Regions from separate parts of the Homo sapiens genome. Here region 1 is linked to region 2. Evidence: read pairs that join two places in POLR2A ChIA-PET (ENCODE). Cell type or tissue: IMR-90. All regions are shown on one strand. Links, peaks and the distances in the headings refer to the core of each region. The heading gives the core; the rest is flanking DNA. Region 1 overlaps ZCCHC24 (zinc finger CCHC-type containing 24). Region 2 has its middle 12 kb from the start of PPIF.

The links. Peaks named below come from ENCODE experiments on the same cell type or tissue, not always from the same donor. Only the 100,000 strongest peaks of a DNase experiment are listed, where the experiment ranks them.
Region 1: POLR2A ChIA-PET joins it to region 2 with 12 read pairs; 3 of 35 experiments call an interaction of 5 or more read pairs at or near these places.

The regions. Positions count from the first base shown.
Region 1 is chr10:79,417,688-79,426,019 of GRCh38, reverse strand. All of the region lies in intron 2 of ZCCHC24 (zinc finger CCHC-type containing 24), which reads left to right. Among named protein-coding and RNA genes, the nearest start is that of ZCCHC24, 24 kb to the left of the region's middle. RefSeq lists an enhancer at 1,040-1,541. In IMR-90, for the core only: no CTCF peak of the experiment used is centred there; a DNase peak (open chromatin) is centred at 3,369; H3K27ac peaks cover 3,402 bases.
Region 2 is chr10:79,355,387-79,363,718 of GRCh38, reverse strand. No RefSeq gene overlaps it. Among named protein-coding and RNA genes, the nearest start is that of PPIF, 12 kb to the right of the region's middle. RefSeq lists a cis regulatory region at 7,170-7,670. In IMR-90, for the core only: no CTCF peak of the experiment used is centred there; no DNase peak of the experiment used is centred there.

The sequences.
Region 1 (8,332 bases), core at 316-8,315, 62 kb before region 2:
CTAGAAGCCAATTCTGAATGTCAACAAAGGGCAGTCCATCCTTGTGGGGTGAGGCTGTGCCTAGGCCATGGTCTAGTCATGGTCTAGCCATGGTCCGGCCAATGTCAGCACTGAACCAAGAAGGATTAGGACTCAAGAGTGTCTATCATTTGCTTCTTGAAAAAACAGCTGCTATTGTCCTCATGTAGTGCACCAGCCATCCGGCCCCAAGGTAATAATAATATCATACACTATACAATAGCAATAGCTTCTAAGCACTGAGTTTACCACTGGGTTTAGCATATTCTATGTATTAGCTCATTTAATGCTGTCAAAAATTGTCTCGGTAGGTACTATAGTGATCTTCAATTGCCAGATGATAAAACTGAGACCCAGAGAAGTGGAGTGACTTGCCCAAGGCCACACAGCTAGTGAATATCAAAGCTGGAATTGGAACTCAGGTGCTCCTGATTCCAGAGCGCATGCTTTTTCAATATCATCCTGCATCACCCTTGGCATCCAGACTTTGATCTCCACTATCATTCTCAGAAAGTCAGGGTTCTTTAAAAAGATAGATGACTGGAAGTAGAGAGGGTCAAGGACAATGTGGGCAGAGGCCATCCCAAGCCTGGTCTGGCCAAGTTGGTGTGCCTGGTAGTTTCACCACCCAGCCTCAGGGTGTCTGCTGCCCCAGTTTAGTCAGGCAGGTCAGGAGTGGGTTGGGATTGCCAGCTCTGGTGGCAACAGAAAACCCAGTGACTGCAGGGCGGCATGGTTGATATCTGCTGGGCCTGCCTGCAGGGTCGCCTGGTATCTCGTTTTGGCCTCTGCACGCTGATGGGTCAGGACTCTGAAGGCCTGAGCAGCAATGTGTTGCTGTGAGCCAGCTGCACTTGCCTGTAGGGGTCTGTGGTGGGGGCCTGGCGCAGTGCCACATCTGTGCCCAGGACACACAGTCTGTCCAGGACAGAGCAGGACTCCAGACATGTTCCCATCACCCAACCATTCCTGAGAGTTTCTTGTGCACCAGGCCTGTGCTGGATAAGGCCCTTCCCCTGTCCTCGGTGGTACAGATAGAAAGAGTATTGGCCACTCTGGGGGACCAGGGCTGTGGTGAGGTTTACTGTGCAGGCCCAGCTCAGCCTGGAGCTTCGTGGGAGGCCTCAGAGAGGAGGAGCTTGGATTTGGAGTGGGGAAGGCTTCCAAGCAAGCGTGTAAATAACAGGAATATGCTTTCCGGGCACTGTGAGCCCTGGGCCACAGCAGGCGCTCCTGGGGGAGGAGTGGGGGTGTGGCTGGAACAGGTGATGAAGGGCTTGTGTGACAGGCTGTGCAAACTTGGACTTTATCTGGAGGCCAGGGAGAAGGGTTTTAGGTGACATGCTCAGATTGGCATTTTGAAAGATCCTGCTAGTGGCAGGTTGGAGGCTGGGCTGAAGGAGGCAAGAACGCTAAGGAAGCCAGCCCCTGAACATGGATAGGGACTGATGACTGGACACAAGACAGCGGTGAGCAGAAGCTGAAGGGGAGGGAATGGATTCTGGAATGGAAAAGTACCATCTATGGGCCGTGGTGCCCAGTGAGAGGGAAGAGGGAGCAGGCAGCAAGGAGGGCTACCAGATCTTTACGGTGGCTGCCTGGGCAAATCAGCTGCCAACTGGGATACAAATACACGTGCATAAACAGGTAGGCTCGCCTTCCACTCTGCAGTTATTTATTGAACATCTACTGTGTGTCAGACACATAGCAAGCATTAGAGGACACCACAATGAGCAAAACAGGAAAGGCTCCCTCTGTCTAGGAGCTTGTGTTGCAGTTGGTGAAGTCAGGCAGTAAGTACAAATCAGTGGGAACTAGGGAACTATCAGATCAGATGAAGAACACAGAAGAGTGCTTTCATAGTGTGCACTGGGCTGCCTTCTCCTGGAGTAGCAGGAGTTAGTAGTTAGTAGCATGCATGCTTAGGCCCATGATACTTTTAGGGTCCACAGATATGTTTCTTTTCTTTTTTTTTTTTTTTTTTCAGACGGAGTCTCGCTCTGTTGCCCAGGCTGGAGTGCAGTGGCGCGATCTCAGCTCACTGCAACCTCCACTTTTTGGGTTCAAGCGATTCTCCTGCCTCAGCCTCCAGAGTAGCTGGGATTACAGGTGCCTGCCACCACGCCTGACTGATTTTTGTATTTTTAGTAGAGACGGAGTTTTACCATGTTGGCCAGGCTGGTTTCAAACTCTTGACCTCAAGTGATCCGCCTGCCTTGGCCTCCCAAAATGCTGGAATTATAGGCGGGAGCAACTGCACCCGGCCACAGATATGTTTCTATTTGCCTATTTGTATTTATTTTATAACCAGATGAGAAAATGGGTATAATAGTGAATATATAATTATGAACTCAGCCTGGAGATTTGTGTTTACACCAATGCAGTCAGAAAATATATATATATATATATATATATATATAGTATATATATTTTGTTTGTTTTTGTTTTTTTGAGATGGAGTCTCACTCTGTCACCCAGGCTGGAGTCCAGTGGCGCCATTTCAGCTCACTGCAAGCTCTACCTCCCAGGTTCAAGCTATTCTCCTCCCTCAGCCTCCCGAGTAGCTGGGATTACAGGCGCCCGCCACTACGCCTGGCTAATTTTTGAATTTTTAGTAGAGACAGAGTTTCACCATGTTGGCTAGGCTGGTCTCAAACTCCTGACCTCAAGAGATCTGCCTGCCTCGGACTCCCAAAGTGCTGGGATTACAGGCATGAGCCTCCATGCCCAGCCAGAAAATAAAATTTTTAATAAGGTTTTATGCAAAAAGGGCCCACAAAGGCAAAAGTGCCTAGGGTCCACAGAAGTCATAATGAAGCCCTGAAGGGTGTCTGGGGCAGCTTTCGATTGGGTGGCCACTGTGGGTCTCTCCTATGATAGGACATGAAAACTTCACGTACTACCACTCCACTAAAGCTCAGGCAGGGGGAGGGTCCACATGCCCACAGTAAGGATCCTGATGTTGACGTGGGTGATATCTTGTTGAGGTCAAAGGATACAGCCTTGAATTTTTAACCCAAAGGCAACTTTTCCTAAGCTGTCTCTTTGCCCTTCACGGCTGTCAGGCCCAGCCATGCCCAGCCTGACAGCCACCCTTCAGGCACTGACCTGGGAGCAGAAGCTCTCTAGAACCCGTTTCCATCACTTCTGAGACATTGTTAGTGGTACTCATTACTCCTTTGAGGGAGGTCTGAGGGGTGTTGTCACCTGTGCCTCTTGTGTCCAGCTAAGAACAGGGCGCCGCGAGAGGTCTGGGAGGGCCTGAGCCCAGGGGAACTGCCATTCCTGAGTCAGCATGCCCAGGGCTGCTAATGAAATCCAGATGTTAGACAGAAAACAATCATCGCCCCCACCCATCTGGCAGCTCGGGTTTCTTGGAGATTGCAAAAGAAGAAAAATAGAGCCGAGAGAGAATGGAATCCTAGAACAGCTGAGATCTTAGAGGCAGGATGTAAATAGTCTCAGGGTCTTGCTGGGGAAAGGGCAGGAGACAAGGGAAAGAGGGGGCTGGCCCAGTCCTCCTTCTTCCTCACCCAGGTCTCTGCAGCCCTCGGACCCCAGCCCCTGCACCCCTCCCCAGGCCAGAGCAGGCTGGTCCTTGAAGGGAGTAGGCTGTTGGAGGCAGCAGGCAGGGCCGAGGCCCCCAGCCCATGTCTGACCCTTGCCTACAGTTTCCAACCCCTCATTCCAACCCTGACCTCACTGCAGGTCTGGGTGTCCTCTGGGACCAGAGTGGCTAGAGCCCAGGGAGGGGACAGGCCAAAAAGGACTGAGGCTAGGCAGAATTGTGGGCTGACTAGAAGCTTCTCCTCAGAACCCCAGAGCTGAGTGGCATAGGGATAGAGGATGAGGGGTATGGTGGGCCAGCTGGGGGACCTAGCCTCTTCTTCCCACCAGGGTAGCCTCACACATATCCACCTCACATGTTAGGGAGCATGCGAAGGGAAGGCTCTCAGGCTTATAAAGTTTAACACCATTGATTAGTTCAGACCCATCAACATACTGGTGGGGAAACTGAGGTTTTCTCACAACACTGGGGCTAAGGACTGCCTGTCATAAAAAAATGTATAGAAGGCTGGGTGCGGTGGCTCATGCCTGTAATCCCAGCACTTTGGGAGGACGAGGTGAGCAGATCGCCTGAGGTCAGGAGTTTGAGACCAGCCCGGCCAACATGATGAAACCTCATCTCTGCTAAAAATACAAAAAAATTAGCCAGGTGTGGTGGCGCACACCTATAATCCCAGTTACTTGGGAGGCTGAGGCAGGAGAATTGCTTGAACTCAGGATGTGGAGGTTGCAGTGAGCCGAGATCGCACCACTGCACTCCAGCCTGGGCAACAAGAGCGAAACTCCATTTCTAAAATAAATGAATAAATAAATATAAAAAATGCATACAGGGAGGGGCAGAAAGGTAACACCACAGACAAAAAGCCCTTTGAATGTTAGACAGTGGAATTAGCAAAGAAAGTGTTATACTGCCACCCATTACTCATTAGCAAACATCCAGAAGGAAGGAAGAAAGGAAGAAAGGAAAGAAGGGAGGGAGGGAGGAAGGGAGGGAGGGGGAAGGGAGAGGGAGAAGAGGGAGGACAGACAGCATCATTCTGTGTTCCCACTGAGGAAGGACTGGGCCTAGGGCAGATGGCATAGCAGGGGATGGGTGCTGAAGGTAGCATTGCAGGGGGTTCTCCTGGAGCCTGGGCTGGCTGGCCAAGGGGCCTCAGCTGAGGTTCTTCCAGCACTTGGCACAGAACCTGGAATGTCGTGAGCACTCAGAGAATGTCAGCTGGGATGGGTGTTGCTGGGGGTGTCGTGCCTGCCGTTTGGCAGGTGGTGGCTTGGCATAGATGCTGACGTTAGGGTAGTGCCCCAAACCCAGTGTCCGGGCCTCGAGGCTCTCCTCCTTGCCCTGCCGAAGCCCTCTCCTTTCAGTGAGGTGCCTTCGAGCACAGCCCTGAAGCCAGCCTGCCTGCGTTCCACCCCTGGCGCCGCCTTGTAGCAGCAGTGCTATGTGCCTTTGGGAAAAATTCATTCAGTCTTTCTAGGCCTCAGTTTCCTCCTCTGTAAAATGAAGATATTAAAACATCCTACTTCATGGGATGTTGTGAGCTTAACCGAGTTATTTTATCTGAAGTGTTTATAACAGTGCCTGGCACCTTGCTTGCACTGCAAGTAGTAACTCTTAGGACTGTTAATTACTGTCATTATTATTATTATTATTATTATTTTGAGATAGAAACTTGCTCTGTTGCCCAGGCTGCAGTGCAGTGGCATGATCTCAGCTCACTGCAGCCTCCGCTTCCCGAGTTCAAGCGATTCTCCTGCCTCCTGAGTAGCTGGAACTATAGACATGAACCACCACACTAGGCTAATTTTTGTATTTTTAGTAGAGACAGGGTTTCTCCATGTTGGCCAGGCTGGTCTCAAACTCCTGGCCTCAAGTGATCTGCCCGCCTCGGCCTCCCAAAGTGCTGGGATTACAGGCGTGAGCCACCATGCCCAGCCTACTGTCGTTATTATTATGCCTCAATTCCGCTGTTTCAAACTGGCTTGAGAAGTCCCAGGGTTCTAAGAGACTGCTTCAGCACTGTGGGGATCCACAGAGGTGGCTGGAGCCCTCCCTTCCCACCCTCATTCCCTAAGGGAGGGGCTGCCTCTGGGAGGGGCTGCAGAGAGGCCAGGTGACAAGGCTGTGCTTTCTCAGGGGTCTTGGGGAGGGGACAGGGGAAGGCCCAGATGACTTTGAGTCCCCCAGGTTGTGCTGGGGGGACTCTGCTGTGCCCAGGATGGGTGCTGTGGGAGGAGGGGCGATGCACAGCTGGAAGGTGCCCAGTGCCGCCTGTGGGCTGTCAGTTCCCCTATGGCCCAGGGAAGAGGAATCTCTCTCCAAGTGCTTGCCTAGGAGCAGCTGCTGGGGGTGGAGCAGGGGTGGGGGATTGGAGGGGTGGGGCATGGAGTGTGAGGGCTCATGGGGAGCCACTTTTATATCCTTCCTGCTGCCTCTTGCCTGGCAGGAAAGAGCCTAGGAGGGCCAGTTTCACATCCTCAGCTGCCAGTTCTGCTTTTAGAAGAATTGCAGATGATAATTAGGAGTCCCCAGGAATCTCGATGGGTCAATGGCCTCACCTTCCCAGCCCTCTGCTTCTGAGCCTTAGGGACAGAGATGTTGGCAGAGCCTAGGAGCCAGGACCAGTCCTGGTCTTGAACTACCTGCAAGGCCTAGTGAATGGAATGCTGGAGCACAGCAAGTGCATCCTTAAGCTGAATAGCTCCAAGTGTCACCTCCTTTGGGAAGCCCTCTCTGATTTCTCCTTTCCTCCAAGCTCAGAGGGACTGGCCTCCTCTGAATGCCAGAAAGGCTCACTCACTCACTCATTTATTCCTCACCTGCCAAGGGCCTCCAGTGTGCCAGGCCCTTGGCCTGCCCCTCTCACATGGCTTTCCTTTGTCTTGGAGTAACTCAAGTGCCCTTTGCTGTGAAGACTCCGGGGAAGGTTCTGGCTGGGACATCCCTTGGTCCCTCAACCTCAGTAAGAACAGGAGAGCCCCAGGCAGCGGAGTCTCACTGAGCTGGACTCAGAGTTCACTTTTGCTCTTTCCCAGCTGTGTGTCCTTCGCCGTGTTGCCCACCTTCTCCCAGGCATCTGTAAAATGGGTTCACCATCCTTGCAGAGTGTGTGTGGAAAGCGTCTAATGCAGGGCTTGGCATCCCACAAGCACTCAGTAAGTAAGTGGCAGCCCTCACTGTTGGTATCACTTGTTAGGCCGTGGGGCTTCCTGAGCCAGATCTGCCCTCATTTGTAAAGTGAGGCTCATGTACCTGATGGGAGGGTTGGTGTGAGGGAGATGAGAAGCAGCCCGGATACCTGGGAAGCAACACCCACCGGAGCCCCTCTCCTTCTCCCTGACCCACCCCTGCAGCTGCTTAATTTCATGCATGCACGCAGACACATATGTGCACACATGCAAACGTGCGTGCATGCACACACCCCTTGGGCTTCTCAGCCTCAAGGCCTTGCTCACACTGTCCCCGAGTCTGCAATGCCTTTCCCGAATCTCTTCTCTCCTATCCCCCTTTCAGAGCCCAGCTTGAGCCCACCTCTCTCAGGGAGTCTTCCCCAACCATCCAGGGCCTCAGAGCTCTCCTCTCTGAACCCTAACTTGTCAGGACAGCACCCCTTCCCCAGAACCTGGTTTTAAGGCCCTCAAGAGGTAAGAAATCTCAACCAGGTTTCTCATCTTTCCCCCATCCCCATCTGGCCCCTAGGGGACAGAGAATGCCCCTCTTTGGGTGGGCTTCACTCTGCCCTGCCCCAGTCCTGGAAGGTAGCCCAGCCTGGGCCGTTTGACCTCTGCTCAGCCTTCTCATCCCCACTCCACCTGTGCTATGGCCTTAGCCAGTGACTCTCTCATCTCCCCCAGGTTCAGCCCAAACACGTCCTCTTGCATGGTGCAGCCCCTATGCCCTTCTATGCCCCATGTGCTCCTGCCTTGGTGAGTCGTGCCTAGCCCAGGGCCGGTCCTGGCACAAGTCTGTCTCCTACTTCCTGAGGTCACTTCCCAGGCGAGGTCTGTGTCTGCCTGGCAGGCAGAGGGAGCATGGCCTTGGGGTCAGAAGGCCCGAGCTCTCATCCCAGGGCTGTCTCTCTAGCTGTTCAACATTGGCCAAGTTGACCTTACCCTTGGGCCCCCACACCCCCATGCATGAAGTGGCATCAGCAATGAAGCCTGTCTCTCAGGGCTTCTGTGAGATCCAGAGGCGATCAGACAGGTGAACGCGCTTTGAGAACTGTGAAGTTATACCATTTGCTCCACTGCCCAGCGAGCAGCCACATTTGCTGAGATGATCAGAGGTGTGCGAGCGAGGGTGTTTAGGCCTTGGTGGCTGCTGTGAGCTGACCCCTGCCTCAACTGCCATGGGGTCTTGGAGGCATATTTGTGAGGGCAGCATTTTCCCTTTCCACCATGTCTGGGGTGGCTGCCCAGGGTGGAGCCTGTGTTGGGTGCCTCCTGCTCCCAGTGGCTTTGTGTGGAGTGGGAGGTGGCCCAGCTGGGGCAAGGTGGCCAGATCCCAGCCTGTGGGTTAGAGGACTTGGCACCACTGACCTGGCCTGACTTGGAGACATGGCTCCTCAACACACCGCCCCCACTCCCTCCCATTCCAAGGCTCAGGGCTCAGAGAAACGGGGCAGCAGGTGCAGGGAAGAAATGTGCATGGAATGGGGGTGAGGAGCCCGAGGACATCAGGCCTTCCTCATGCCTGGCTCACGGAGCACCTTCGTCTCATTTGCTGGCTGGGTTCTTACACTCACCT
Region 2 (8,332 bases), core at 32-8,031:
TTTCATCTCTCTTTCTACCTATGAATGTGTTAACTTACATAGCAAAAGGAACTTTGCAGAGGTAATTAAGTTAAGAATTTTAATATGGGAAGATTATCTGGATTACCCAATGGGTCCAATGTAATCACAAGGGTACTGAAAAGTGCAGGAGGAATGTAGGAGAGTGAGAGTCAGAGAAGAAGATGATACAGAAGCAGAGATTCAGGTGATGATGCTATGTTGGCTTTGAAGATGGAGGAAGAAGCCACAAGCCGAGGAATACAGGCAACCTCTAGAAGCAGTTAGAAAAGGCAAGGAATGTTCTCTCCCCTAGAGCCTCCAAAATAATGCAACCTACCAGCATCTTGACTTTAGCCCAGTGAAACCCATTTCAGACTTAAATCTGTGGGTTTTTTGTTGTTCTTGTTTGTTTGTTTGTTTGTTTGTTTTTGAGACAGAGTCTCACTCTGTCGCCCAGGCTGGAGTGCAGTGGTGTAATCTCGGCTCACTGCAACCTCCACCTCCTGGGTTCAAGCAATTCTGTGCCTCAGCTTCTCAGGTAGCTGGGATTACAAGCGCCCACCACTACTCCCGGCTAATTGTTGTATTTTTAGTAGAGATGGGGTTTCACCATCTTGGCCAGGCAGGTCTTGAACCCCTGACCTCGTGTTCCACCGGCCTCGGCCTCCCAAAGTGCTGGGATTACAGGCATGAGCCACCACGCCCAGCCAATTTGTATTGTCTTAAGCAAGTATGTTTATGGTAATTTGTGACAGCAGCCATGGGAAACTAATGTAAATAGATCTCTTTTAAGAAGTGAGTGGTTGTTTTCATGTTTACAACATATGTCATTAATTTATCACAGTCTACATTCAAATAATATACAACTTCAACTATAGCGTAAGAATCTTACAACAGTTTACTTCTGATTTCTTCCTCTCATTCCTTGTGCAATTTTAGCATGCATTTTACTTTTACACATACTAAAATTCTGTGATAGACTTTGAAACAAAGGTTAAAGTATGATTTTTTTTGTTTTAATTTTACTCTAAGTTCTGGGATACATGTGCAGAACTTGCAGGTTTGTTACATAGGTATACATATGCCATGGTGGTTTGCTGCACCCATCAACCCGTCACCTAGGTTTTAAAAGCCCCATTTGCATTAGGTATTTGTCCTCATTAAAGCAGGATTATTTTTAAAGATAATCTTTTTAAGTCAAATTACATTTAAAATAATGAAAGAAAGTGCTTTTATATACTTAATTTTTTTACCATTTCCAGAATTTCTTCATTTCTTTGTGTAGATCCAAGCTGCTGTTTGGTATCATACTTCTTCCTGAAGAACTTCTTCTAACCTTGCTTGTATCATGGGTCTGCTGACAGTGAATTTGTTCTGCCTTTGTTGTCAGAAAGGATTTTTGCTTTTGTTTTCTGCTTTTATTTTTGAAGGGTATTTTCCCTGGCCGTAGAATTGTGAATAGATGGGTTATTTTTTCTCCCACTCAGTACTTTAAAGTCTCAATCCATGATGTGTTCATTTCCCTTTCACATGGCATGCCTGAATCGAAACATCTTATGTACCTCATAAGTATACACCTACTAAGTACCCACAAAAATTAAAAATAAAAATTAACTTGTCAATTCATTGTTTTTAACTTGCATAATTTCTAATGAGAAGTCTGCTATCATTTTTATCTTTGTTCCTCTGTAATTCACGGTTTTGGTGTGTGTGTGTTGTGGGAGATTGCCTTAGAGATTTTCTTGTTTTCTTTGGTTTTCATAGTTTGATGCTAAGCCACTCTGGTGTGTGTGTGTGCGTGTGTGTGTGTGTGGTCTTTCCTGCTTGAGGTTCTCAGAATTTCTTGTATCTGTGGTTTGATATGTCTCAATAATTCTGGAAAAATGTTACCACTTATTTCTTTAAATACTTATTCTTCTGCATTCATTTCTTTTCTCATTCTGGGGCTAAAATGACACCTCTGCTAGGCATTTTGATATTATCCCATAGTTCTTTGATGCTCTGTTCTCTTTCATTCTGATTTCTCTTTGTGTTTCCATCTGGATTAATTTCTTTTGACCTCTTTAAGGTCACTGATATATTCCTCAGCTGTGCTAAGTTTACTAATAAGCTCATCAAAGGAATTCTTCATTTTAATATATTTTTTCACTTCTAGCATCTCCATTAGGCTCTTTCTTGTAGTTTTTCTCTACTGAAATGCATCCTTTCCCACTAGATCTTCCAACATATTAATCAGAGTTATTTTAATGTTCATATCTGACAATGTTATATCTGAGTCTGATTCTGTTGTTTTATTTCTTGACAATGTTTTTCTTCTTTGCATTTTGTGTGTCTTCTAATTTTTTGTTGAAAATCAATAGAATTCCAACAATAGAAGAGACAGTAGTGAACAGTATGTGTCATTATTAATTTTATGTGTCAACTTGGCTAGGCCAGGGTACTCAGATATTTGGTCACACACCAGTCTAGATGTTGCTGTGAAGGTATTTTTGAGATGAGATTAAAATTTAAATCAGTGACTTTGAGTAAAGCATATTGCCCTCCATAATGTGGTGGGCCTCATCCAATCAGTTGAAGACTTTAAGAGAAAAAGACTAAGGTCCACCAAAGAAGGTGGCATTTTGCTTCTTGAACCCAAGCTCCAAAATCAACTCTTCCCTGAGTCACCAGCCTGCTGGCCTGTCCTGCAGAATTTGGAATTGCCCAGGTCCCACAACTGCATGAGCCAATTAATTAAAATCTCTCAATCTCTCTCTCTCCCTCTGCCTATACATATATACACATCCAATTGGTTCTAGTTCTCTGAAGAACCCTGACTAATACAGTATGTACACTGGAAACAGGCATGCCACTGATTCTTTCAGGCCATTATTGTGGGAAATTGAGTTAGTCGCCTCAGGGGTTGAGCTGGATTTGGGGTTTGTGTTGCTATTCTTGCTTTCAGAGCTCCATAGGCTTCAAATTCCTTAAGTGGTGGATTACTGTTGACTTGTGCTTACAGTGGAGCTGGGGTGCCAAAGGATTGTTTAGACTCCACACTCAGCTTTCTGCAATACGGAGGGTGTCTCTCTCCATGCCCCGCCCTCCCCCACTGGTAGACCAGGCTCATAGTAAGGCAGGAGGCTTTTCTGCTGTCCTCATCCCGCCTTAGTCTTAGGCATGTCTTGGCTGTTTCTTGCTCCCTCTTCCACCAGAGGTAGTCAATTTCTGGTTGGTATCGCTAAAGGATCCTGGGCCCTGGATGGCTTCTTACCCCTCCCACAGGGATAAAAGGATGTGTGTTCTACTTCCCCCAGCCACAGTGCACTTTTACATGTTCCTGGGGGTGGATGGTGTAATGCCCAACCTCCCAGTGGATTCTCAAATTTACTTCATTGGAGAGAAGAACCTGAGGAAGTGGACGAGGCTCCGTGCCTTTCTCCAGCAGCTGAAGGTCCCCTCCTGCAGACCTGAACCACCAAGTTGGGCTACCTCTTAGGTCTTCTGTGCATCTGGTGGGAGCCTGGAGAAAGATGTTGAACTCCCTTTGCATCTGGGGTCCCCAGCTACTCCAGATGGACACATTAGCCCCCTCTTGGCCTTTAGCAATTCATTAAAAGGCTTACCTAATTTTATTTTATTTTACACAGTTGTTTCATGGTCATATCTTCCTACAGTGCTCTGCCACAGGTGAAACTGTGTGTCCTGTCTCTCCTTGCAGGGCCTTGTTCCTCTTTTTTTTTTTTTTTTTTTTGAGATGGAGTCTCACTCTGTTGCCCAGGCTAGAGTGCAGTGGTGCAATCTCGGCTCATTGCAACCTCCGCCTCCCGGTTCAAGTGATTCTCCTGCCTCAGTCTCCAGAGTAGCTGAGATTACAGGCATGCACCACCATGCTCGGCTATTTTTTTTTTATTTTTAGTAGAGACAGGGTTTCACCACGTTGGCCAGGCTGGTCTCCAACTCCTGACCTCAGGTGATCCGCCCACCTTGGCCTCCCAAAGTGCTGGGATTACAGGCGTGAGCCACGGCGACTGGCCGCTTTGTTCCTCTTTGAAACTCAGGTTATTTGGTTGCCTTTCTGGTGAGCTCAAGAAAAGTTACGATTTTGTAGTTTATTCAACTTCTTCTCATTGTTAGGAAAGGAGTGGTGGTCTTTGCAGCTAAGCAAATGCAGAAACCTATACCAACTATTACTGTAATAGGATTGTAGGCAATGCTAATTCTCTATATTATATAATTATGTAACATTTGAATTTTTACATGTGCATTTTGGTTTTATAAATAGAAAAAAGACAATATGTGTAAGAGAAACAGAATCAGTAGAATATATATGTGTGTGTGTGTGTGTGTGTGTATATATTTATACCATATACATAAGATATATATGATACAAAAACATAAGGAATTGGCTCATGTGATCATGGGGGCTGAGAAGACCCACCACCTGTAGTTGGCGGGCTGGAGACCCAGGAGAGCCAATGGTGTAGGTCCAGTCCGAGTCTGAAGGCCTGAGAACCAGAAGAGCCAATGTAGGTTCCAGTCTGAAGGCTGGCAGGCTCAAGACCCTGAGACAGCCAACATTTCAGTTTGAGTCCAAAGGCAGAAAATACCAATGTTCCAGCTGAGGACCGTCAGGCAGGAGGCGTTCCCTCTTAGCCTTTTGTTCTATTCAGGTCTTCAGTTGACTGGACGAAGTCCACCCACACGAGGGAGAACCACCTGCTTTACTCGGTCTAGCTATGCAAATATTAATCTTAGACAGAAACACCCTCACAGACACACCCAGAATAGTGTCTGACCCAATGTGTAAGCACTCTGTGACCCAGTTAGGTTGACACATAAGGCTGGGTGTGGTGCCTGACACCTATAATCTCAACATTTTAGGAATTTGAAGTGGGAGGACCACTTGGGGCCAGGAGAGACTGGCCTGGGAAATACAGCAAGACCCGCATCTTTTAAAAAAATAAAAAATAAATAGCCAAGCATGGTGGCACGTGCCTGTAGTCCCAGCTACTCAGGGTGCTGAGGTGGAAGGATTGCTTGAGCCTAGGAGTTTGAGGTTACAGCAAGCTATGATTGTGCCACTGCACTCCGGCATGGGTGACAGAGTGAGACCCCATCTCAAAAAAAAAAAATTGACCCATAAAATTAACGATCACAATATGATAGAATAGCAATAATGTTATCAGCATAATTCTGGACAGCCTCTACAGGCTGGGTGATCTGGGAGGCAGAATGGACCCAAGACTTTCTCTACCTGCCATATTCTGAAGAATCTTGGACATAGAGCTGACTTCTGGCCTCCGCAATCCACTCACTGAGAAATGCACTCCATCCAAGACCCACCCAAGGCAGCCCCTCCTCCTAGATGACAAAACAAGAGCTGGGGCCTCCACCCCTCTAGGAGCTTCTTCCTTCACAGGCTCCTGCATAGGCAAAGACAGGGGGAGCCACTTTTTCTTTTCTCTTTTTGAGACAGCGTGTTGCTCTGTCACCCAGACTGCAGTCCCGTGGCATGATCATGGCTCACTGCAGCCTCCGGCTCCTGGGCTCAAGTGATCCTCTTACCTCAGCCTCCCGAGTAGCTGGGACCACAGGCACATGTCACCAAGCCCAGCTAAGTTTTAATTTTTTTTTTTTTTTTTTTTTTTTTTTTTTTTTTTGTAGAGATGCGATCTCACTATGTTGACCAGGCTGGTCTGAAACCCCTGGGCTCAAGCAATCCGTTCACCTCTGCTTCCCAAAGTGCTGGGATTACAGGCATGAGCCACCATGCCTGGCTGGCCACTTTGACCAGCGCTATCGAGGAGCTCCCCTGCCCACTGGCCTCCACAGAGCTTGAGTGGAATAGGATGTGCCCCACCCAGTCATCCGAGACTTGTCGGTCAGACTCCTTAAGTGAGGCTTCTTTTAAAAGTGGAGGGTGTCACACTAGAGTCCCAGAAAGTCCAGTAAAAAATGTTTCCAGAAGTAAATGATGACTCTAGTGTTGAGCCATGACCTTCCCTTTCACTCTTACCCACTGTGGCTACACTCAAATTCTTAAGCTTTATCAGATTTGTCTCCGGAATTGCTTCCTGCCGGAGAGTTCATGGTCTCGTTGACTTCGAGAATGGAGCCACGGCCCTTCACGGTGAGTGTTACAGCTCTTAAAGATGGCACAAGTGAGCGGTAGCAAGGTTTATTGTGAAGAGGGAAAGGACAAAGTTTCCACAACACGGAAAGAGACCCGAGCCAGTTGCGGCTGCTGGTTGGGATAGCCAACTTTTATTCCCTTATTTGTCCCCGCCCATGTTCCATTTCTGTCCTATCAGAGTGCCTTTTTTCAGTCCTCCCCACGAATGGCTACTTTCAGAATCCTGCTGATTGGTCCGTTTTACAGAGTGCTGATTGGTGCATTTTACAGAGCGCTGATTGGTGCATTTTACAATCCTCTTGTAAGACAGGAAAGTTCCCCAAGGGATGTCCAGCTGGCTTCACCTCTCAGAATTATTATTTTAAAATTCAGATTCCTAGATGCAAATATTCAAAAGGCGTCTCAGGTATGGCCAGAAATCTGCATGATTTACTGGCACTCTGTGATTCCTAGAAGCATTGCTTTAGGCCTTCCCAGACCTACGAAACCTTTAAGAAATTCCTTTTCATGGAGCAAGATTCTTTAGAACCCAGAAGCATATTAGAGCCTCACACATTCTCACACATGCCACACTGGAGAAGCCAGACATGAAAAAGTGAACCCTGCTCAATACCATTTCTACAAAGTTCTAGAACAGGCAAAATTACAGGGATAAGATCCAGTGGCTGCCTGGGAAGGGGCACAGAGAGAACTTTCTGGAAAGACGGAAACATTCTGTATCTTAATTTGGTGATAGATATTACTAGTATATGCTTTTGTCAAAAGTCATTGATGTGTACACTTGAAGTGACTTTTCTTGTACGTAAATATACCTCAATGAAATCATTTTGAAAAGCTATCACATCACAGAAAATAAAATTGATGTTTCAGATTTTTTTTAAAAATCGTGTGTACATGGCACCACTTATGATTACATCTATGAGTGCATGTGTAAGACTCACTGCCTCATTTATGCATGAGGTATTGAGTGCTCACTGGCCAGAAACAAGCCAGTATTTTATTTGTATATTACTTATGTTCTTGCTTTATGCAAGAAATATGACTAGGCTCAGGCCTTTGTGCAGGGAGCTCAGGGAATGAGCAGCACAGGGAACGGCCCTGCTTTCAGGGAACTCGGTTTTTAGGAGATTCCTGCATGTTTGGTGCACCCTCACCTCACCTTAGACTTCTCTGGGTGGAGATACACACACATAGACACACACACATACACGCGTGCACACACACACACTCTCCTCAGCAAGAAGGAAACACAATGACTAAACATAAGCCCCAAAAGAGGAAACTCCAGAGGGAGTGAAGCTGTGGGCTTTGACCTCAGAGATCAGTTGTGCTCTGAATGTGTGTGGCCTGAGAACCTTTGGCAATATGTCCCCCAAGGCACCTGTGCATTCTCGAAGGCCCCCAACAGAAATCCCTGCAGACTGCCAAAAACCCTGGATTCTAGCCCGTTTTGCCAATTGATTCACAGGGTCACATGGGACAATCATAATCCCTCTTGGGGTCTCAGTTTACCCATCTGTAAAGTGTTGGACTGGATGAGAAATTACTAATTATGATTTGGCTCAAGATCCTATTCTTCAAATGAAATCCCTTACAGAACCCCAATATAAATGGAGGGCATCTATGACTGCAAATGGGGTTCAGGGGCCCATGCTCCTTGTGTCCTCCTTGTCTGCTTTGAGGACTCTTAACGCTCTTGATAATTGTTTTAAGACTACTTGTCCTACTGAAACTGACTTCATGGGAACTCTCCATGACTCCAAATGACCCGACCCCAGTCACCATGACCTCAGAGTGACTCCATTAACCTAAGACTACACATAACCTCACTCAGGGAACCCCAGTGAGAAATAATTCTGTTAGATGCCCTCAAAAGGGCCCAAATTTCCTCTGAGAACTGCCTGCCTGACCACTCAACTGCCGGGCCACACCACAGCCCTGTCTACCTAGGGAAGCTCTTACCTCCAATCCTGCCTTCCCTGTGAATTTGGAAACACCTAGAAGTCAATTCCAAATGGAACTGGCTTATCCTAGGAAGTCCACTCCTAACCTCAGATGATGGAGGCTCCTTTGCTCTGGCATCCCTCCTCCTTCCTAAGACCCTGACAGGGGAAAGGTCATCATCCTTGTCACTCCAGAGTGCTTAGGAAGGTGCGCCAGACACTGCGTTATGCACTTCACGTGGATCACCACCCTACGAGGTGGGCCTTATTGTTA